Linked DNA regions of Homo sapiens: all the other regions are linked to region 1. Evidence: chromatin contacts called from ENCODE Hi-C or POLR2A ChIA-PET data. All regions are on one chromosome and are shown on one strand. Each heading gives the region's core, a stretch centred on a gene start or an enhancer-like site at or near the end of the contact. The rest is flanking DNA. Distances are from core to core; before and after follow the strand shown.

Region 1 (3,295 bases), core at 568-3,067:
GGGGCCTGGACTCCTGGGTCTGAGGGAGGAAGGGCTGGGAGCCTGGACTCCTGGGTCTGAGGGAGGAGGGGCTGGGAGCCTGGACTCCTGGGTCTGAGGGAGGAGGGGCTGGGAGCCTGGACTCCTGGGTCTGAGGGAGGAGGGGCTGGGGGCCTGGACTCCTGGGTCTGAGGGAGGAGGGGCTGAGGTCTGGACTCCTGGGTCCGAGGAAGTAGGGCCTGGGGGCCTGGACTCCTGGGTCTGAGGGAGGAAGGGCTGGGAGCCTGGACTCCTGGGTCTGAGGGAGGAGGGGCTGGGGGCCTGGACTCCTGGGTCTGAGGGAGGAGGGGCTGAGGTCTGGACTCCTGGGTCCGAGGAAGTAGGGCCTGGGGGCCTGGACTCCTGGGTCTGAGGGAGGAGGTGCTGGGAGCCTGGACTCCTGGGTCTGAGGGAGGAGGGGCTGGGGGCCTGGACTCCTGGGTCTGAGGGAGGAGGGGCTGAGGTCTGGACTCCTGGGTCCGAGGAAGTAGGGCCTGGGGGCCTGGACTCCTGGGTCTGAGGGAGGAGGTGCTGGGAGCCTGGACTCCTGGGTCTGAGGGAGGAGGGGCTGGGGGCCTGGACTCCTGGGTCTGAGGGAGGAGGGGATGGGGGCCTGGACTCCTGGGTCTGAGGGAGGAGGGGCTGGGAGCCTGGACTCCTGGGTCTGAGGGAGGAGGGGCTGAGGTCTGGACTCCTGGGTCTGAGAAAGTAGGGCCTGGGGGCCTGGACTCCTGGGTCTGAGGGAGGAGGTGCCAGAGCCTGGACTCCTGGGTCTGAGGGAAGAGGGGCTGGGAGCCTGGACCCCTGGGTCTGAAGGAGGAGGGGTTGGGGACTTGGATTCCTGGGTCTGAGGGAGGAGGTGCCGGAGCCTGGACTTCTGGGTCTGAGGGAGGAGGGGCTGGGGACCTGGACTCCTGGGTCTGAGGGCAGAGGGGCTGGGGGCCTGGACTCCTAGGTCTGAGGGAGGAGGGGCTGAGGTCTGGACTCCTGGGTCTGAGGAAGTAGGGCCTGGGGGCCTGGACTCCGGGGTCTGAGGGAGGAGGTGCTAGGGGTCTGGACCTCTGGGTCTGAGGGAGGAAGGGCCAAGGTGAGGGCTGAGGGACCGTCACTCACCATCCTTGTCGCAGATAACCACTCGGGCCCCGCTGTTCACTGAGAATAGGAAGGGAACAGGTTACTCTCCGAGCCTTGGTTAAAGCCTCTGCCGCCCTCTTGTGGCCACCTGGATTGGGGCTGATCTCCCTCTCCCCTCGTGACCCCAGTCTCATGATCACCCATAGGACAGAGGGCAGACGCCTTGACACATACTCTCCTTGCCTTGTTTCTGCTGAGGCTCCTGAACCCCCGTTCGTGGCTTCCGGAGCAAACTCCACGACTGACAGAGCCATTCCTCAAACCACTGGTTTTGTAGCTACACCAACAGACCCAGAGAAAGGGGCCACTGCCTTCGGAGACCCTGCCAGACTCAGCCCTAGCCTACAGCGCCACACGCTTACTTTAGCCTGCAAATTGGCTTTTATAATATCAGAATCCTGGCTGCAGTACTGGAGTCCCTATTTTCCGCCCCCATCACCCCGCCCCCATCCTTCCTTTCTCACACTCCACAGCTCCCAGCAGTCAGACCCGGCTCACCGAAGGCGCGCACGATCCCAGCTCCGATGCCGCGCCCGCCCCCGGTCACGACCACCACCTTCCCGGCATAGCGCGTTCCCGTAGCCATCCCGTGTACGTCGGTCTCTCTCTCTCTCTACTCTGGGCCTCTTTCACCTCCAAAGCCCCGTGAGGCCGTCGCATCAAATCCTCAATAGAGGCTGGATCCTGGAAGTCCGGCCTCGGGGGGCGTTGCCAGGAAGGCTAGAGACCTGGAAGTTTGTCCCCAGCCCCTCCTCCCTCAGACACTCCTCTCTTCCCACAGACCCAGGAATCCAGGAGCCCCAGTCCCTCCTCCCACAGACCCAGGAATCCAGAAGCCTCAGTCCCTCCTCCCTCAGACTCGGGAGTCCAGGCCCCCAGCCCCTCCTCCCTCAGACTCGGGAGTCCAGCCTCCCAGCCCCTCCTCCCTCAGACCCGGGAGTCCAGCCTCCCAGCCCCTCCTCCCTCAGACCCAGGAGTCAGGGTCCCAGCCCCTCCTCCCTCAGACCCGGGAGTCCAGCCTCCCAGTCCCTCCTCCCTCAGACCCAGGAGTCAGGGTCCCACCCCTTCCTCCCTCAGACCCGGGAATCCTGGCCCAGCCCCCTCCACTCTCAGACCGAGGGATCAGGTTCTCTATCCCTTCTTCCCAGAGACCTATAAGTCCAAGCCCCCTGTCCCTTCCTCTCTCAGGACCCAGGAGTCCACGACTCCAGCTCTGCCCCTCAGAGACACCAGTGCCACAACCCCAGACAGACAGAAAGAAAGCTATTGACTAAAAGTTCAAAGTTTTAATCCAAATTTAGACAGTGTTGAGAAAACCAAACTTTGGCCATAGAAACCATTCCCCTCCCGGGCCCGCAATGGGGACCAGACCACGCCCCCTGATGCCCTGAGTGGTCCCAGATCTCCGGCGGTACCTCCAGACCACGTCCTCGCGCTCCGATTGGCTGCCGCTTTTGGGCGGATTAGAAGCTGGATTGTAGCAGAGTGACTCGCAGAGGCCATGCCCCCTCGTCTTGTGGCAGGACCGGAGGGGCGATCCCGGCATCCCACGCGGGCCCCCAGGGGGTGGGACCTCCTCCACGCCCACTCCCTCGGCGAGAGAACCCCGTGGAACCCGAATTAGCCACCGGGGGAGATCTGGGGGGAGGGGTCTCCTGGCGCGTGGGGTCCGAAGGAGGCAGCGGCACACCGGGAAGAGGGTCTCCCTGGGAGTCCAAATTTCCACCTGGAGAGGATGAGTGGGACATGAGAATGGCAAACCTCAGCGCTAGGACCCCGGATTCCCAGCCCCTCCTCCCTCAGACCCAGGACTCCGGATTCCCAGCCCCTCCTCCATCAGACCCAGGAGTCCAGGCCCCCAGCCCCTCCTCCCTCAGACCCAGGAGTCCAGGCCCCCAGCCCCTCCTCCCTCAGATCCAGGAGTCTGGATACGCCAGTCCAGTCCTCTTTGAGACTCAGTTGTCGGCCCTCTCCCCGCCCCCTGACCTCTTCCTCCCCTCCTCCCAAGTGTCCCGGACCCCAGTCACCTCTTGCCTGAGACCTAAAACTCCCAAACCCTGCCCAACTCTTTACTCACCAAGATAAAAAATTCTCACCGGCCCCCAGACCCCTCCTCTCCAGGACCTGGGATTCCAGGTCTCCA
Region 2 (3,295 bases), core at 759-3,258, 310 kb after region 1:
CAGTAGGAAGTGCCTATTATTGAAAATGCCTCACCTCCTGAGGGGGTCAACAGTCAATAGAACTTATCAGCTCCCCACCCTTTCCAAGAAGAGCGCAGCCAGTGGGGAGGGACCCGTAGGAGCAGCAGTCTAGGGGACTGGAAAGCTCATCCGTGACTCCACTTCCCCTGCTGCTCAGGGTGAGTCTACATTATGGGATTATGTGCCTGAAACGGCTCAACTATGACCGGAAGGACCTGGAGCGGAGGCGGGAAGAAAGTCAGACCCAGATCCGAGGTGAGTAGAGCCTAAGGGTCCCTTTGGGAGCCAGGTGGAGGGCGTGGAGCTGGATGGGGAGGAGAGGGGGTAGGGGGAGACCGGAGAAGCAAATTGGCACCATAACCGTGGGGGTGGAGCCAGCGTGGGGGGCGTGGCCCGAAGAGACCAAATGGAGGTGGAGGTATGGGCTAAACTGAACTCTCCAGGCCACGGGAGGGGCACGGCTGAGGGTCCCTTCCGTCCCCAGACGTGATGGTGTGGTCCAATGAGCGGGTCATGGGTTGGGTGTCCGGGCTGGGCCTGAAGGAATTTGCCACGAACCTCACGGAGAGCGGGGTACACGGGGCACTGCTCGCCCTGGACGAGACCTTCGACTACTCCGACCTGGCCTTGCTCCTGCAGATCCCCACGCAGAATGCACAGGTGAGCTGCCGCTGGGCCCGGAGCATGCTGGGCGTCCCCACCTCGCAGACTGCACGCTCCAACCGCCCCCTCCACCTCCTCTTTCCAGGCCCGGCAGCTTCTGGAGAAGGAATTCAGCAACCTTATCTCCTTAGGCACAGACAGGCGGCTGGACGAGGTGGGCGCGGCAACAGCTCAGAGGGCTCTGCTCCCAGCGGCTCCTCGAGAGGCTGAGCTGAGGGGGCGGGGCCTGACTATTAATGGTCACGGTTGGAGGCGGGGCCAGGAGAGGGGCGGGGTTAAAGGAGAGGTGAGACCCGGAGAGGGGTGGAGTCAAAGGAAGGGGCGGAGTCAGACAAGGCAGGAGTCCCTCACCGGCTGTCCGGCTCCTATACCTAGGACAGCGCCAAGTCTTTCAGCCGCTCCCCATCCTGGCGGAAGATGTTCCGGGAGAAGGACCTCCGAGGCGTAACTCCCGACTCAGCTGAGATGTTGCCCCCCAACTTTCGTTCGGCTGCAGCGGGAGCCCTGGGCTCTCCGGGGCTCCCTCTCCGCAAGCTGCAGCCAGAAGGTGGGGGGCTCCCAAATGCGACAGCCCTTCCTCGCTTCCCTAGGGTGGGGCATGGACCACCTCAGTAGTCCGGGTTCTGGAATGGCCTAGTCCTTTCTCGCCCACCCCTGAGGAATGGACTGCTCCAACGTTCCGGACTCCCCCGTCAGGATGAAATGGATAAATCCCACTCCCCCTTCCCAGGGCGGGAGTGAACTCGCCCAATGCGAGTTTGAGTCCTTGGCTGCGGGGAAGGGAGGGAAACCCATGTGGAGCCCGGCGATCGTTGTGACATCGGGAAGGGAAGTCCAAAGGGAGGAATCCTGGAGAGGAACAGGGAGGAGGGTGCTCCAGGCTGAACCGCTGCTCGCTCTCCCTCCAGGCCAGACTTCTGGGAGTTCCCGGGCAGACGGCGTTTCGGTCCGGACCTATTCCTGCTAGTGCAGGCCTCCAGGTGAGGACCGTGCTGGGCGACCTTGGGGGTGCGGGGCGGCACGGTGGATCTTCACTGCTCCACGCGCTGCCCGGCGTCATGCAGGTGACCTCACTCGGACGGAAGAATCTTCCCGAGGCTGGGCTGTTCCCTCTCCTGCCCGGACTGTGGCCTCGCCGGGGAGAGCGGGCGGGGGAGCTCGCGCCGAGGACTGGACCATCTGTACAGACCAGCGGGAGTGCGCGCGCCCGCCTCGCACAGGGCCGGGGCCTGGACCAAACCACATGAACTGGACTGAGAGGGGGAAGAAGCGGGGAGGAAGAAATCCCGCCCCAAACGTCCGCTTTCCTTTTCTCTACTTTGTAATTTATTGATCAGTTTCTGTTGGGAGACGGGTGTCCTTTACCCGCGGGAAGGGGGCGGGGCTTCCCTCCCGGGCCGCATGCGGGGAGAGGCTGCTCCCTCCCCTTTTTCCTGCCCAGTCGCGGGGCCCAAGTCTTCCTTCTTCGTCCGAAAGGAGGGGAGGGGGGACTCGCTGCTACAAGCCTCGCCCCCTGTGCCACTCAGCTCCGCCCCGCCGCGTCCGGTCGCCGGTCCCCCGGGTCATCTGCGGGCGGGTTCCCCTCTCCCTCCCCCGTGTCTCGTGTCCCCGGGGCCTCACCGCCCCCCGTGCTGTGGCCGTGTCCGTGCCCCGGGGGTAGGGGGCGCAGAATGGCGCTTCCCCTTCTCCTCTGGCTCCGGGGTTTGCATGGGAGAATCCTCTTTCCACGATGCCGCTGGGCGACGTGGCGTGGGGGCAGGGGGACGGTGGGGGAGCCCTCGCCCCCGACTCTCGGTCGGCCTCCCCGCCCCAGGCGTCACTCAGTGATCACGGGTAAAGAGAACTGTTTCAAAAAGCTTCCTTGTTGACTGATTTTTTTTTTGCGGGGGGGGGGGGGGCTGTTCAACCAACCACCTCGAGCCAGGAGTCCAGGCCCCTCATCCCTCAAGTCTAGGTCCAGGTCTCTAGACCCTACCCGCATTCCCCGATGCCCTGAGATTCCCAGACCCCACGTCTGACAATGAGGTTTCGGGGAGCACGTTTATTCGGAGAAATAAATATAGCTCGTGGAAAGGGGTTGGAAGGCAGGGGGAGGTACACCTGCGTCGCAGTCGAGCGACTGGGTCAGGGTTCCGGCGTTTCCAGCATGTCTGCCAGGGCCCTGGAGACGAGAACGCCAGAAGTTAGACAGCTGGTGTTCAAAGCCCACCCCAGGACGCTTAGAGATCATTAACCTGCCCATTTCATGGACGGGGAAATGGAGTCCCAGAGTCATCTGATAACTCATAGCGAGACAAGCACTTCTCTAAACGGGGCTTTTACACGCTCCCCTTTTACACACTTACTGATAAAGGGACGAGGAGAAATAGTCAACGTAGCTTCCTGTGGGACAGCAGAGAAAAGAGGCTTGAGGGGTACTGCACGAGCAAAATTAGGCAGCCACTCAGTATAGCGTGCGAGATTAGTGCTAGCTCCACCTCCTTTTCCCTAATTCCTTCTTCCAACTGAATCCCTTCTACCGGACCCCTTTTTCGTTCTGGGTGATTCCGTTCTCCAGTAGCCCCGCCCCTTCGATTCCTACTTGAGTTGGCCTCGCCCATTAGGCTCTAAG
Region 3 (3,295 bases), core at 326-2,825, 280 kb after region 1:
ATATTCAAACATGCCTGCAGACCAGGTTGCTCTTTTGAGCCCTAGACCTAGATCGATAGTTTCTCCCCATGGATTCTGCATAGGCTCCTCAAATTCAAAATATCCAGTATCGGCCAGGCAAGGTGGCTCGCGCCTGTAATCCCAGCACTTTGGGAGGCTGAGGCAGGTGGATCACTTGAGGTCAGGAGTTCGAGACCAGCCTGGCCATCATGGTGAAACCCCATCTCTATGAAAAATACAAAAATTTGGCAGGTGTGGAGGTGCACACCTGTACTCTCAGCTACTCAGGAGGCTGAGGCAGGAGAATTGCTTGCACCCGGGAGGCAGAGGTTGCAATGAGCCGAGATCACGCCACTGCACTCGAGACTGGGCAACAGAGGGAAGACTGTGTCTCAAAAACAAAATATCCAGTATCCCTCTTTCAGTGTAGACCATCTTAAAAATGGCACCAAAGCACCTTAATACTGTCTTCTCCTGCACCTCCCAATCCCCTTATATAGCCAAGCACCAAGGCTTGTCTAGACATTTCCCACATCTGCCCACCCATCTTCTGTGCTTTGGCCCTGGTGCTAGCTGCCACCTGGATGGCTGTGGTAGCCTCGTAAGTTGCCCCGCTGCTTCTCCTCTTGTTCTTGTCCAAACCAGTCTCCACAGTGGCTACAGTGATTTTTTTTTTTTCAATAGATACGAGGTCTCACTATATTGCCTATGCTGGTCTTGAACTCCTGGGCTCAAGTAGTCTTGCTGCAGCCTCCCAAAGCGCTAGGATTACAGGTGTGAGCCACCGTGCCCGGCCCCAGTGATCTTAAAATACAAATTTGAGGCCCAACCTGGGCGACAGAGCGAGGCTCCGTCTCAAAAATAATAATAATAATAATATAATAATAATACAAATTTGAGTGTCATATTTTTCTCTTAGGAGTTTGCATGAAGCCCCAAATCCTCAAGGCGCATATGCCAACGCAGGAGCCCAGGCATAAACTATCCTGCCGACCTTTTCACCTCATCATCAACCAATCCTAACTCTGCTTCCAGCCACGTGGGCTCTTTCTGGGTGGTGGGGGTGACCCAAGCTCCACCTCTTGTTCATCTTACCTCCCAGGACTGTATGTCAATGTCCCTCCTCTAGGATTTCCTTCGTTTTCTAGATCATCACCTCCCCACTCTCAGCTCTCATCACAGCCGTAGTTGGTCGTCTACCTCCCCTATAGACTGGAAGCTTCGTTCGGGCCGTGGGCTTGGCTGTCCTGCTCACCACGGTGTCCATGACTTGGGCTCAGATGTTTCACAAGAGTTTGTTGAATGAATGTGGGGAAAGGATGGACAGGGGATAGACGGGTGTGGAGGGCAGGCAGACACGGATCCTGAAAGGTACACACAGACCGAACCTGCAGTGGGAGGGGTCGCCAACAGGACCGACTGGCCGGGGCGGAGGGCAGGGCGCGGCTGGCGCGCGGCAGGTGGTCGGAGCAGTCGGGCGAGGGAGAGCTGGGCGCTCTCCAGGCTGCGCCTCCGCAGGGGGCGCCCGTGGCCCGGGGCGTGGCCTCGCGCAGCCCCGCCCTCCTCGCCGGCGCCAGGGCAGGCGGGCGGCTGGCAGCTGTGGCGCCGACATGGCTGCGCTGGTGGAGCCGCTGGGGCTGGAGCGGGGTAAGCGTGCGCCAGGGGGCCCTGCCCACCCGGGCCGCGGCCTACATACCCAGCCCCCGGTCCCCGCCCTTCCCGGGTCAGGCCAGTGCGGGTGGGCCAGCGGACCCGGAGGGGGTGGGCGGGGCGGGCGCCGGGGCCGGGCGGTCGCTAGGTGTGGGAGGCTCCCTGGGCGCGGGCCGGGACGCTGGGCGCCCGCCTTACAACCCGGCCTGTGGAGGGGTCCCGGGGCCGCAGGGCCGCTGGTGGCAGTCTCTCCTGCGCCACCCTGGACTCTGCGGGGTGTCCGACTAGGCTTCGGCCGTCCTCCCCGGACTGTGCGCTCGGCCTCACTCCGCCGCTCTCCTTGCTTCTCTGCGTCTCGGGGTCTCTGACACTCGGGGTTTCTGCGCCCCGCCCCCGCCCCGCAGACGTGTCCCGGGCGGTTGAGCTCCTCGAGCGGCTCCAGCGCAGCGGGGAGCTGCCGCCGCAGAAGCTGCAGGCCCTCCAGCGAGTTCTGCAGAGCCGCTTCTGCTCCGCTATCCGAGAGGTGAGGGGCGCGCGGCGCAGGGGCGCGAGCTGGTGGCCGTCGTCCTCCTCCTCCTCCTCCTGCTTGTCCCGAGCCCGGAGACTACGCCTCCCGGCAGCTCCCGAGGCGGCCCGCCTTGGGGTGCCAACGCTTCAGCTCAGGGGTTCTTCGGGAGTTGTAGTTTTCTCGGCCTTCTGTTGCGGGGGCGGGGCGGATCCTTGCGTGGTAGCGGGAGAGGGTCTAGAGGCCTGAACTCCTGCGTCTAGGGCTGGAGGAGCTGGCGACTCCCTGATGCCGCTGCCTCCTCACCCAGGTGTATGAGCAGCTTTATGACACGCTGGACATCACCGGCAGCGCCGAGATCCGAGCCCATGCCACAGCCAAGGTGGGCCCCGCACCCCATTGCTCCTGGTGTCTATTTAACTGCCTAGTCGAACTCAATATCTCCTTCATGCCAGTCATTTCTGTTTCCTCCCTCATGATTTTTGCTAAATCTATGTGCCACCTTACTATTAGTAAATAATCGCACATTTTTAACTTAAATGTCATACTAAGGCATCTTTAGCAACTGCAAATGGAAACAGTATGGCATGGTTGGTAGAAGATAACCTTCAACATCTGTACAGTGCAAACCAGGAAACTCATGGCGCTCTGACCTCTCACTGCACAATAGTTAGATGCTGCTACCTCTTGCTGCTGTCCGGAGGCTCAGATCTCCCTCCAGGCCTGGCTTTCCTCTGTTTAAAAGTAAGATTGAGGCCAGGCACGGTGGCTCACGCCTGTAATCCCAACACTTTGGGAGGCCGAGGCAGGTGGATCAGTTGAGGTCAGGAGTTCGAGACCAGCCTGGCCAACATGGTGAAACCCCGTCTCCACAGAAATACAAAAAAAAAAAAAAAGAAAGAAAAAGCCGAGCGTGGTGGCGAGTGCCTGTAATCCCAGCTGGATTACAACTCCGGAGGCTGAGACAGGAGAATCGCTTGAACCCAGGAGGCCGAGGTTGCAGTGAGCCGAGATCATGCCATTGCACTCCAGCCTGGGCAACAGAGTGAGACTTCATCTCAAAAAAAAAAAAAAAGTAAGATTGGCAAGTATGGGGTATTCAAGACACACACCAAATGGACACTTTCTCTTGCAAGTGAA

The links. Hi-C counts contacts between places; a loop is a spot of excess contacts on that map. ChIA-PET counts read pairs that join two places held with the same protein, here RNA polymerase II (POLR2A). Pooled maps may share reads with other maps.
Region 2: a loop to region 1 is called in a pooled map, with 2.8 times the contacts of the local background. The contact joins the enhancer-like site here to the promoter of HSD17B14 in region 1. A Hi-C loop is called at or near these places in 1 of 50 pooled maps. POLR2A ChIA-PET finds 5 or more read pairs at or near these places in 4 of 52 experiments (BJ, GM12878, HEK293 and 1 more).
Region 3: a pooled map shows a loop between it and region 1 (2.9-fold over the local background). The contact joins the promoter of LIN7B here to the promoter of HSD17B14 in region 1. A Hi-C loop is called at or near these places in 3 of 50 pooled maps. POLR2A ChIA-PET finds 5 or more read pairs at or near these places in 5 of 52 experiments (B cell, BJ, H1 and 2 more).

The regions. Positions count from the first base shown.
Region 1 is chr19:48,834,674-48,837,968 of GRCh38, forward strand. It overlaps HSD17B14 (hydroxysteroid 17-beta dehydrogenase 14), which reads right to left and starts at 1,818. Exons shown (of 9, transcript NM_016246.3): 1 at 1,651-1,818; 2 at 1,132-1,170. The coding sequence starts at 1,738. It overlaps PLEKHA4 (pleckstrin homology domain containing A4), which reads right to left. Exons shown (of 20, transcript NM_020904.3): 20 at 2,424-2,878. The coding sequence ends at 2,616. RefSeq lists a silencer at 2,726-2,795.
Region 2 is chr19:49,148,488-49,151,782 of GRCh38, forward strand. It overlaps PPFIA3 (PPFI scaffold protein A3), which reads left to right. Exons shown (of 30, transcript NM_003660.4): 25 at 179-276; 26 at 506-681; 27 at 770-838; 28 at 1,060-1,231; 29 at 1,593-1,664; 30 at 1,749-2,539. The coding sequence ends at 1,651. HRC (histidine rich calcium binding protein) reads right to left here. Exons shown (of 6, transcript NM_002152.3): 5 at 3,030-3,066; 6 at 2,711-2,845. The coding sequence ends at 2,809. Among named protein-coding and RNA genes, the nearest start is that of HRC, 5.3 kb to the right of the region's middle. RefSeq lists enhancers at 1,036-1,255, 2,845-3,295. Within about 2 kb of position 2,009, at least 34 of the 41 ENCODE cell types and tissues checked have a DNase peak (open chromatin) inside an H3K27ac peak, as active enhancers do.
Region 3 is chr19:49,112,795-49,116,089 of GRCh38, forward strand. It overlaps LIN7B (lin-7 cell polarity scaffold B), which reads left to right and starts at 1,576. Exons shown (of 6, transcript NM_022165.3): 1 at 1,576-1,647; 2 at 2,055-2,173; 3 at 2,466-2,537. The coding sequence starts at 1,611. RefSeq lists a silencer at 1,396-1,975.